Linked DNA regions of Homo sapiens: region 2 is linked to region 1. Evidence: chromatin contacts called from ENCODE Hi-C data. All regions are on one chromosome and are shown on one strand. The core of a region is the stretch at or near the end of the contact, and the rest is flanking DNA. Distances in the headings are between cores, read along the strand shown. Region 1 holds the start of RAB3GAP2 (RAB3 GTPase activating non-catalytic protein subunit 2). Region 2 holds the start of CNIH4 (cornichon family member 4).

The links. Hi-C counts contacts between places; a loop is a spot of excess contacts on that map. Pooled maps may share reads with other maps.
Region 2: a pooled map shows a loop between it and region 1 (15-fold over the local background). The contact joins the promoter of CNIH4 here to the promoter of RAB3GAP2 in region 1. A Hi-C loop is called at or near these places in 5 of 50 pooled maps.

The regions. Positions count from the first base shown.
Region 1 is chr1:220,270,758-220,274,806 of GRCh38, reverse strand. RAB3GAP2 (RAB3 GTPase activating non-catalytic protein subunit 2) reads left to right here and starts at 2,354. Exons shown (of 35, transcript NM_012414.4): 1 at 2,354-2,584. The coding sequence starts at 2,470. RefSeq lists an enhancer at 3,759-4,049.
Region 2 is chr1:224,355,040-224,359,088 of GRCh38, reverse strand. CNIH4 (cornichon family member 4) reads right to left here and starts at 2,210. Exons shown (of 5, transcript NM_014184.4): 1 at 2,096-2,210. The coding sequence starts at 2,164. RefSeq lists enhancers at 1,360-1,860, 2,418-2,557 and a silencer at 1,768-2,137.

The sequences.
Region 1 (4,049 bases), core at 1,105-3,604:
ACACATCTCTCTCTTAACAACAGTCATCTGTGCTCTGACTCACACTAATGGATACTGGAGGAAGTTCACATTGGTACCTGGACTCATCCTGTTGTTATTTTGGTCACAGTGCTTTTCCTACCTCCTGAACCCAGACCTCGGAGAGACACTGTCAATGCTGGGATATGTAAGGCCTGCACATTTTTGCAATGTGCTTTCTTATGACTGTGGAATAAGTGATATTCACTGTCTGATGCAATCCTCCCACATGCCGCAGAAACCATGGTAGCAGAACTCCAGAGGCATCCCCCCCTGTTGCATTACAACTTCCTGGGGGAAGAGTTCAGTTCATGAATGTGTTGTAATTTCTGTGAAGGGTATCTAAAGTCCTTAAAAACATCCATGAATGATCCTTTTCAACAGTACTTGGAAGGAAGTCAGGGACTTCACCATTAAAACTGAGCCAACACAGTAATGAAATTCAATGACCACCACAGGAGACATATGAATGCCTCAGGGAAGAACAAAGGCCAGCAAAATCAGCCAACAGCAGTTACTTCCACAAAATGCATTTACCTGAATAGGAACTTGAATGGTTTTCAAGGAATGACAGTCTCCTTCCAGAAAGTGTCATGTGTTTGTTATTCGTCCAGTAACACTAAGAATCTAAATTTAAATTTTGGTTTAGTTTGGGATTGGTGCTGGATTTTAGGGAATAATCTTATCAGGGCTGGATTATTCTAGTTAGTGATGATCTGAGGAAACACTGCATTTCTTCAGATGGAAGAAGGGAGCACTGGCAGCTTGCTTTTTCTGAAAGCTTTGATTACAGAAGTATAGGTCCCTGATGCTTAAAGGGACCTTACAGCACATCTGATTCAACTGCCTTTTATAGGTGAAGAACTGATTCCTGTTAACCTGATAACATAGAAATTGCCTATCCTATTTTGTGAAAATCATCCTACTCTAGAAGTAGGAAATAATGGAGTAGGAACCTGGGCACTAAATTATAGTTGTTATATTATTAGGACTAAGTGTGTATGTCCACGGGCCTGACAGAAATGAATGCTCTGGACCCCATCCACTTGCCTTTCATTTGTTCCTGTGCCCTTTTTTCATACAAAGTGGATGGCCTCTTTAGGTTTCCTTTAGGAAATGTGTAAGTGCCTACAGGCCTTTGTGCTCACATTAAAATAATTTTTTTTGTTTTTATTTTTTGGAAAAATAACTTAAAGTCTGCTCAGAGACAGCTCAATTTCTTTATTTTAAAAATGGGATAAGACACACTATTTTTAGATGGCATTTGTGACTATCCAAATGAACAATGTAAAGTACTTTCAAAAATAGTGCTTTGTCAAAGAAACAAGTTATTCTATTTACTTTATGTATGCATTCCATTTATTTCTTCAGCAAATATTTATGAAGCACTTACTAGCATGATCACAATTTCAGTTAAATAGTTAAGTACAGTAGTCCCCCCTTTATCCATGGGTTCATTTTCCACATAATTATTCAATTTAATTATTAGTTATTGTTAATCTTTCACTGTGCCTAATTTATAAATTTAACTTTATCATATATATGTATAGGTAAAAACATAATACACATACATAGGTTTCAGTACTATCCATGGTTTGAGTCATCCACTGGGGATCTTAAAACATATCCCCTTGGATTAAAGGGAAATACTGTAATTAATTGCTTACTGCCTGTATCAGTCACTAGAATTCCAGCTTTCTGGGAAAAGGTACTTCTTCTCTTTTGTTCTCTAATGCTCAGCACCCTGCGTGGCTGGCATTTAAAAGACTAACAAATATTTGTTGAATGGATGGATGAATGCATGAATGAAAAACCAAATGAATAATGAAAACAAAAGTGTATAATACACTATAACACGTACTATATTGGGCTTGCGTAGTACTATGGGAATCTATAGTAGGAGCATTTAAAGCCAGCCTTGACGGGGCTAATCTCCGGAAGAGCAATTAATCTTTTCAAAATCCGACTCTTGCAGGATACGGTCCCCCACTGGCCTGCCACTAGTTTAAAACGAATTAGTTTCTGTGAAACATCAGGATCGTGCCAATAGTAGGGGACCAATAAGACTGAATAAGTCAAAGGGCTGCGCGGACAAGTCCAATTAGAACACCTCTGGCTAAAAGCCAGAATGAATGAAAGGGTTCATGCCTCGGCGTAGACACACAACTGGGACTGAAAAATCTGCCCCAAGCCTCCACGTCGACTTTGGCTCCACCTGCAGCGGCGGCGCCGTAGTCACGTGACCCGGGCCCCCGCGCCCTAGGCGCCTGGGCCAGCCTGCGCCTGCGCAGTACTCGGAGACAGCGGACCCGTGTCAGTGACAGCTTCCGGTTTGGTTTCTCCGCCTTCTGCTTGGCTAGAGCTATTGGGGCTCGGTGGCGGCCGCAGTGGGGTGGAGGGGGCAGGGCGTGGTGAGGTAAGGTGAGTGCCGTAGTGGGGTTCCCTGGAGCCATGGCCTGCTCCATTGTCCAGTTCTGCTACTTCCAGGACCTCCAGGCCGCCCGGGACTTCCTCTTTCCTCACCTGCGGGAGGAGATCCTCAGCGGCGCCTTGCGGAGGGACCCCAGTAAGTGCCTCTCTGGCCTCGCCCTTCCTTCCCTCGTCACCCGCGGCCTCTGCTCACGGGTTCGAGTCTCCTACTCGCTCTGCGCCTCCTGCCTCTGCCCTCTGGACCCCCAGTTCTCCCCGTGCCTCCCCTCCGCTCCGGGATGACACCCTGCCCACCTCGTCCTGAAGCCCCATTTGTGTTGTCTTCCTCTCGACCCAGCTTTTCTCCTTAGGCCCTCTGACCCCTGGCTAAAAACTGCGTCTTGTTTCCTCTCGCCTCTGCCTATCACCGCTTTCTCCCTCCCTCCCCCCACCCCCACACATTCCTAGCTTTCTCTCTGAGTATCTTCTCCGTCTCCCATCTTCAGCCTGGGGTCGTTCCCTGTTTCATGTTGCCTGCTCCGTGATCGCATCCTCCCCGTTCCTTGCCACATGTCAGCGCTCCACTCTGGTATTGCCCCAGCTCCCACTCTCTTCCATCCCGGAGACTGTGGCCTTCTGCTACCTCCCATTCCGAAAGTGTTGATCATCCCCCCACACTCTCCCTTCTTTCATCTGCATTTCCCCCATTCAGATTTTGAGAACAAATGGCTGACAAATGAGTGACTCTTGAGGTAAGACTCTCTCAAAGAAGGAAAATAACCTGTCAGGAAGTGAACGAGAATCTACATTAGGAACTAAAATTACAGTGACATAGCCAAGAAAGGTTAATTTGCTTTATTGAAGCCTTCCACCTATTTTTATCATCAAAGTGTTTAATAAGCCTTTCCCCAAGTAGTATAAAGTTCCAAGGCTGGTTTATTAGATACTATATAGGCTTTCAGAATTTCGTACATTTCATTTTGAAAGGGTGTGCCTTGTGTTTTATTTTATTTTATTTTATTTTATTTTATTTTTGCATTTCCAACCTGAAGCACATTTGGCTTTGTAGTACAGCGCTCTCACTTTGTGCTATACCGGAATGGTGATATAAAGCCCACTAAGCTCCTCTCCCTTTTTTAGAAAATTTAGAAGATATCAAATCGAACCCATCTGTGAATGATTGCATACTTTGTGCCAGTCATTGGTGCTACAAACCAAATAAGGTTGGTGGACCCTGCTGTAGGAACTTCTGGTTTACAGACAAATCATTAACTTCCATTCAGTGTGACTGAGATATACATGAGGCATTTTCTTGAAGTGGTGATACTTAAGCCTACCTTTGAAGTACTAGTTAGAGGAGTAAAGGAGCAGTAATAGCATGTGCAGAGGAAGGGAGGCCTGAAATGGCATGGTATTTAGAGAACTAAGAAAAGCTGAATGGCTGGAGAGGAGGATGGGAGAGGAAGAGTTGGGGCAATGAGGCAGTAGTAGTAATAAGGAGCTAGACCATGAGAGGCCTTGTGAAAATTGTGGCGTTTCTCTGAAAGTTTAAGTAGAGAAATGACATTGTCAGATTTGTACTTAATGTAATCAACAACATTTGTTGAAGACCTGTAATGTGC
Region 2 (4,049 bases), core at 961-3,460, 4.1 Mb before region 1:
TTAACCATAGCCCAGAAATCCACGAACATACCTGTCTCTGCACCTTCGCTCTTGCCAGTGTCTGATTTGGAATATTCACCTCTTCCCCTTCCTGTAGATTTTGTCCACAGTTCAAAGTCCAAGAAAACTCTTATATCCTATATTAAGTCTACCGTGACCATTTTCCACCTCCTATCCCTAAGTTAGTGCAACTATTCTAAAATACAGAATATGCTGAATTTCATCAAAACACCCCCCGAATGTATTTTAATGTAATGTCTAAGTCAAACATTCCACCTACCATTTCTCTAAATGCATAAATTGGTGTAAACCAGGGCTATTTAAAATTATCAAGCCTGGTTTTCCAAACTGCAAAAAGAAAAAACCCAGCTACATTTCTGAGCATAAGCTCTAGTTCAGGGGTGTCCAATCTTTTGGCTTCCCTGGGCCACACTGGAAGAAGAATTGCCTTGGGCCACACATAAAATACACTAATACTAATGATAGCTGATGAACTTAAAAAAAAATCACCAAAAAAGAATCATAATGTTTTAAGAAAGTTTACAAATTTGTGTTGGGCCACATTCAAAGCTGTCCTGGACCACATGCAGCCCGTGGGCCGTGGGTTGGACAAGCTTGCTCTAGTTCCTTATATCACAAGAGGGGCATAGAGGTCATCAAAACTTAGGCAAGTGATGCTGCCCTTTCAATCAGCTCCCCAAACCTACTAAAACTCAGAAATCTTGTCGTTAGATATCATCAAAGTAAAAACTGCTGCTCAATTGGGGAGGGTGGGGACACGAAGGCAGAGCAATATTTACTGAACATTAGCTATGGGGCAGGCACTGTGCTAGGGTGCTCAGCACCATTCTCATTGTGCATATCTAGGAAATAAACATTTCCTATTTTAAAGATCAGAAAACTGAGGCTTAGGGAAATAATGTGCAAGCAAAGAGCTAGCTGACCAGGAAATCTGATTCCAAATTTTGTCCCTTTCCACTACAACAGGATGCCAGTCCACAATGAAAAATGAAGCTGCACTGAACATATACTCTGTACGACTATCCTAAAGCCCGCATGCTCTAGCAAACAAATGGTTTAATCCGATCAGAAACAGGTACATGTGATTTCCAAGAAAGGAAGCTGAAATGCGGAGTTCCTCATACGTTTTTTCTTATATTTAATTACTTAAACCTGGATGGTGCAATACAACATTGGGCAACAACTAAGCCTAGATGCTTTGTCAAGAGATGGGAAGAGTTGTAGCCGACATGGCTACTGCAGTGCTAAATTCAACCACCATTTATTGCTCTGGAAAACAGTTTGAATACTGCAACTTAAGTTTTAACATGGATCGATAGAAAAATTTAAAAGCTGAGAAACGATTGGGAACTACAGCAGATGTAGTTATTGAATTTACAGATCTGCAACCACCGGGGACAACCAAAATAATCACTTTGTAGACAGTTGTTAAAACAACTCCTTTCCAACACTCACTACAAAACGGCACAGTGAAGGAAGCAACTTCGCTCCTTTGGCGAATGAGTCAACTCCTGGATGTGAAAGGTCCCTGCAAGTACTAACACCCGCCAGAACAAAGGGGCGGGTGCCGGGGGTGTTGCGTGGGGAACAGGAGGAGGCAAATGGCCCGCACTTATCCCGGCACCCGACTGTCGCAAGCGACCGCCCTTGGGACCCCCAATATCCGACGAAGAGCACGGCGCAGGGCCTCTCCCAGAAAAACAGCGACGCTTCTCTCCCGAGGGCGGCCGTGGCTCAGGCAGGGCTGGTCCGGGCGCCGCGGGGACGAGCGGAGAGCAGGCGGGCAGGCCGAGACGGGGCGCGCCCGGAGAGGCCCACTCGGACCCGAGTGAGGGGCGGCCGGCAACCCAGGCAGGGCAAGTGCGTGCAGGGCAGCAGGGCCCGTCGGGTAGGGCAGCCAGCCTCTCCTACCCGCTCCGGGGCCCGCGCCACCGCCCCGGCCAGGCCAGCTCCCAGGGAGCCCACGCCCGCCGCCGGGCGCCTCCCTAGTCCCACACACCTGCCCGGGTGCCCAACTGGCCCACCCTCAGCCGTGTCCCCCGGCAAGGCGTTCGCCTGCCTCAGGCAAGGATACGAAGTAGACCGAGAGGAAGATGAGCGCGCAACAATCGAGGAGAGAGAAGACGAACACCACCGCCTCCATCCTCCTCCTCCGTCGCCGCCGCTCCTTCCGTCAAACCCGCTCGGATGCCCCGACCCACCCCTGATAGGCCCTTGCCGGGGCTGGCTGAGGCGTGTGGTCCTCGAATCCTGGTGTGGCATGCCGGGAGTTGTAGTCCATATTTTAAAAAACTCTACGGCCCTAATTCTGACGCATGCTGGGAATTGTAGTTCATTAGTACAAGTCCATATCAAAGAGGTGGGCAGGGCCTCTTTCATAAATCCGATTATTTCCAGAAATGGAATTAATCAACAAGTATTTACTCAACGCTTTTCTTTTAAAGAGCTGGGGTCTTGCTCTGTCGTCCAGGCTGGAGTGCAGTGGCGTGATAGAGCTCACTATGACCTCGAATTCCTGGGCTCAAGCAATCCTTCCACCTCAGCCTCCCGACATGCCCAGCTAATTTTATTTTATTATTTCTCATTTTATTTTATTTTTTGAGACAGGGTCTCACTCTGTCGCCCAGGCTGGAGTGCAGTGGCATGGTCACAGCTCACTGCAGCCTCTACCTCCTGGCCTCAGGTGATCCTCCCACCTCCGCCTCCTGAGTACCTGGGATTACAGGAATGTACCACCACGCCTGGCTAATTTTTTGTATTTTTAATAGAGATGGGGTTTTTGCCATGTTGCCCAGGCTGGTCTCGAATTCCTCGGCTCAAGCGATCTGCCTGCCTCAGTCTCCCACAGTGCTGGAATTACAGGCCTGAGCCACTGCACCAGTCTCTACTGAACGCTTTTAATCCGGATATCCAGTAGGATGTATTTCCCATGTGTGAAATTTTCTTTAGAGTTGGCTCTAGAACCATTGCATTCCCTGACTTAGGATTTGTAAGGGGTTTTCATCTCAAAGCACAAATCTAACTTAATGCTCCTGGCTTGACTTTTGCGATTTGCCCTTCCCTTCCTGATTTCAATTTCTCCAGAGATTTCACAGTCCTTTGTTTATCCTCTCCTACAGCAATGTTTCTCTCCTCTCTAGATTTTAAGATCTTTAAGAAGTGAATACGATGTCTTACTCATCCATTCATTCATTTAACAAATACAGTTGTATTTGCAGGGGCTACTTTCCAAGACCCCCAAGTGGATGCCTGACACGATGGATAGTACCAAACCTTATGTGTACTATGTTTTTTCCTATATATACATACCTATGATAAAGCTTAATTTATAGATCAGGCACAGTAGGAGATTAACAAGTAATAATAAGATAGAACAATTATACTGTAATAAAAGTTATGTAAATGTGGTCTTTCTGTCTCAAAATATCTTATTGTACTGACCCTTCTTTTTGAGATGATGTATGATGATAAAATGCCTATGTGATAAGATGAAGAGACAGATGCAGCCTCTCCAGTGATTTTTATATTTTTCAGTCCAAATCTATTCTTACATTCATGTAACTATCCATTACTTGCAGTAAGTGGCTTGGTATCACTCGTTTTAGGGAATCCCTCACTGAAGTCTTTGTATAGGCTCAATACTTTCTGGCTCAACACGTTGCCATCAATTGGCACATGTTTTCTGTTCATGTCTTCCACCCACAAATGTAATGCCTCTTCCATCTTTTTTGTGGTTGTTGTTTTAGTTTTTCTGAGATGAAGTTCACTCTGTCACCCAGGCTGGAGTGCAGTGGCGCCATTTCAGCTCTCTGCAACCTCCACCTCCCAAGTTCAAGCGATTCTCCTGCCTCAGCCTCCGGAGTAGCTGAGATTACAGGTGCATGCCACCACACCCAGATAATTTTTTGTATTTTTAGTAGAGTTGGGGTTTCGCCATGTTGGCCAGGCTGGTCTCAAACTCCTGGCCTCAAGTGATCCACCTACCTTGACCTCCCAAAGTGCTGGGATTACAGGCATGAGCCACTGTG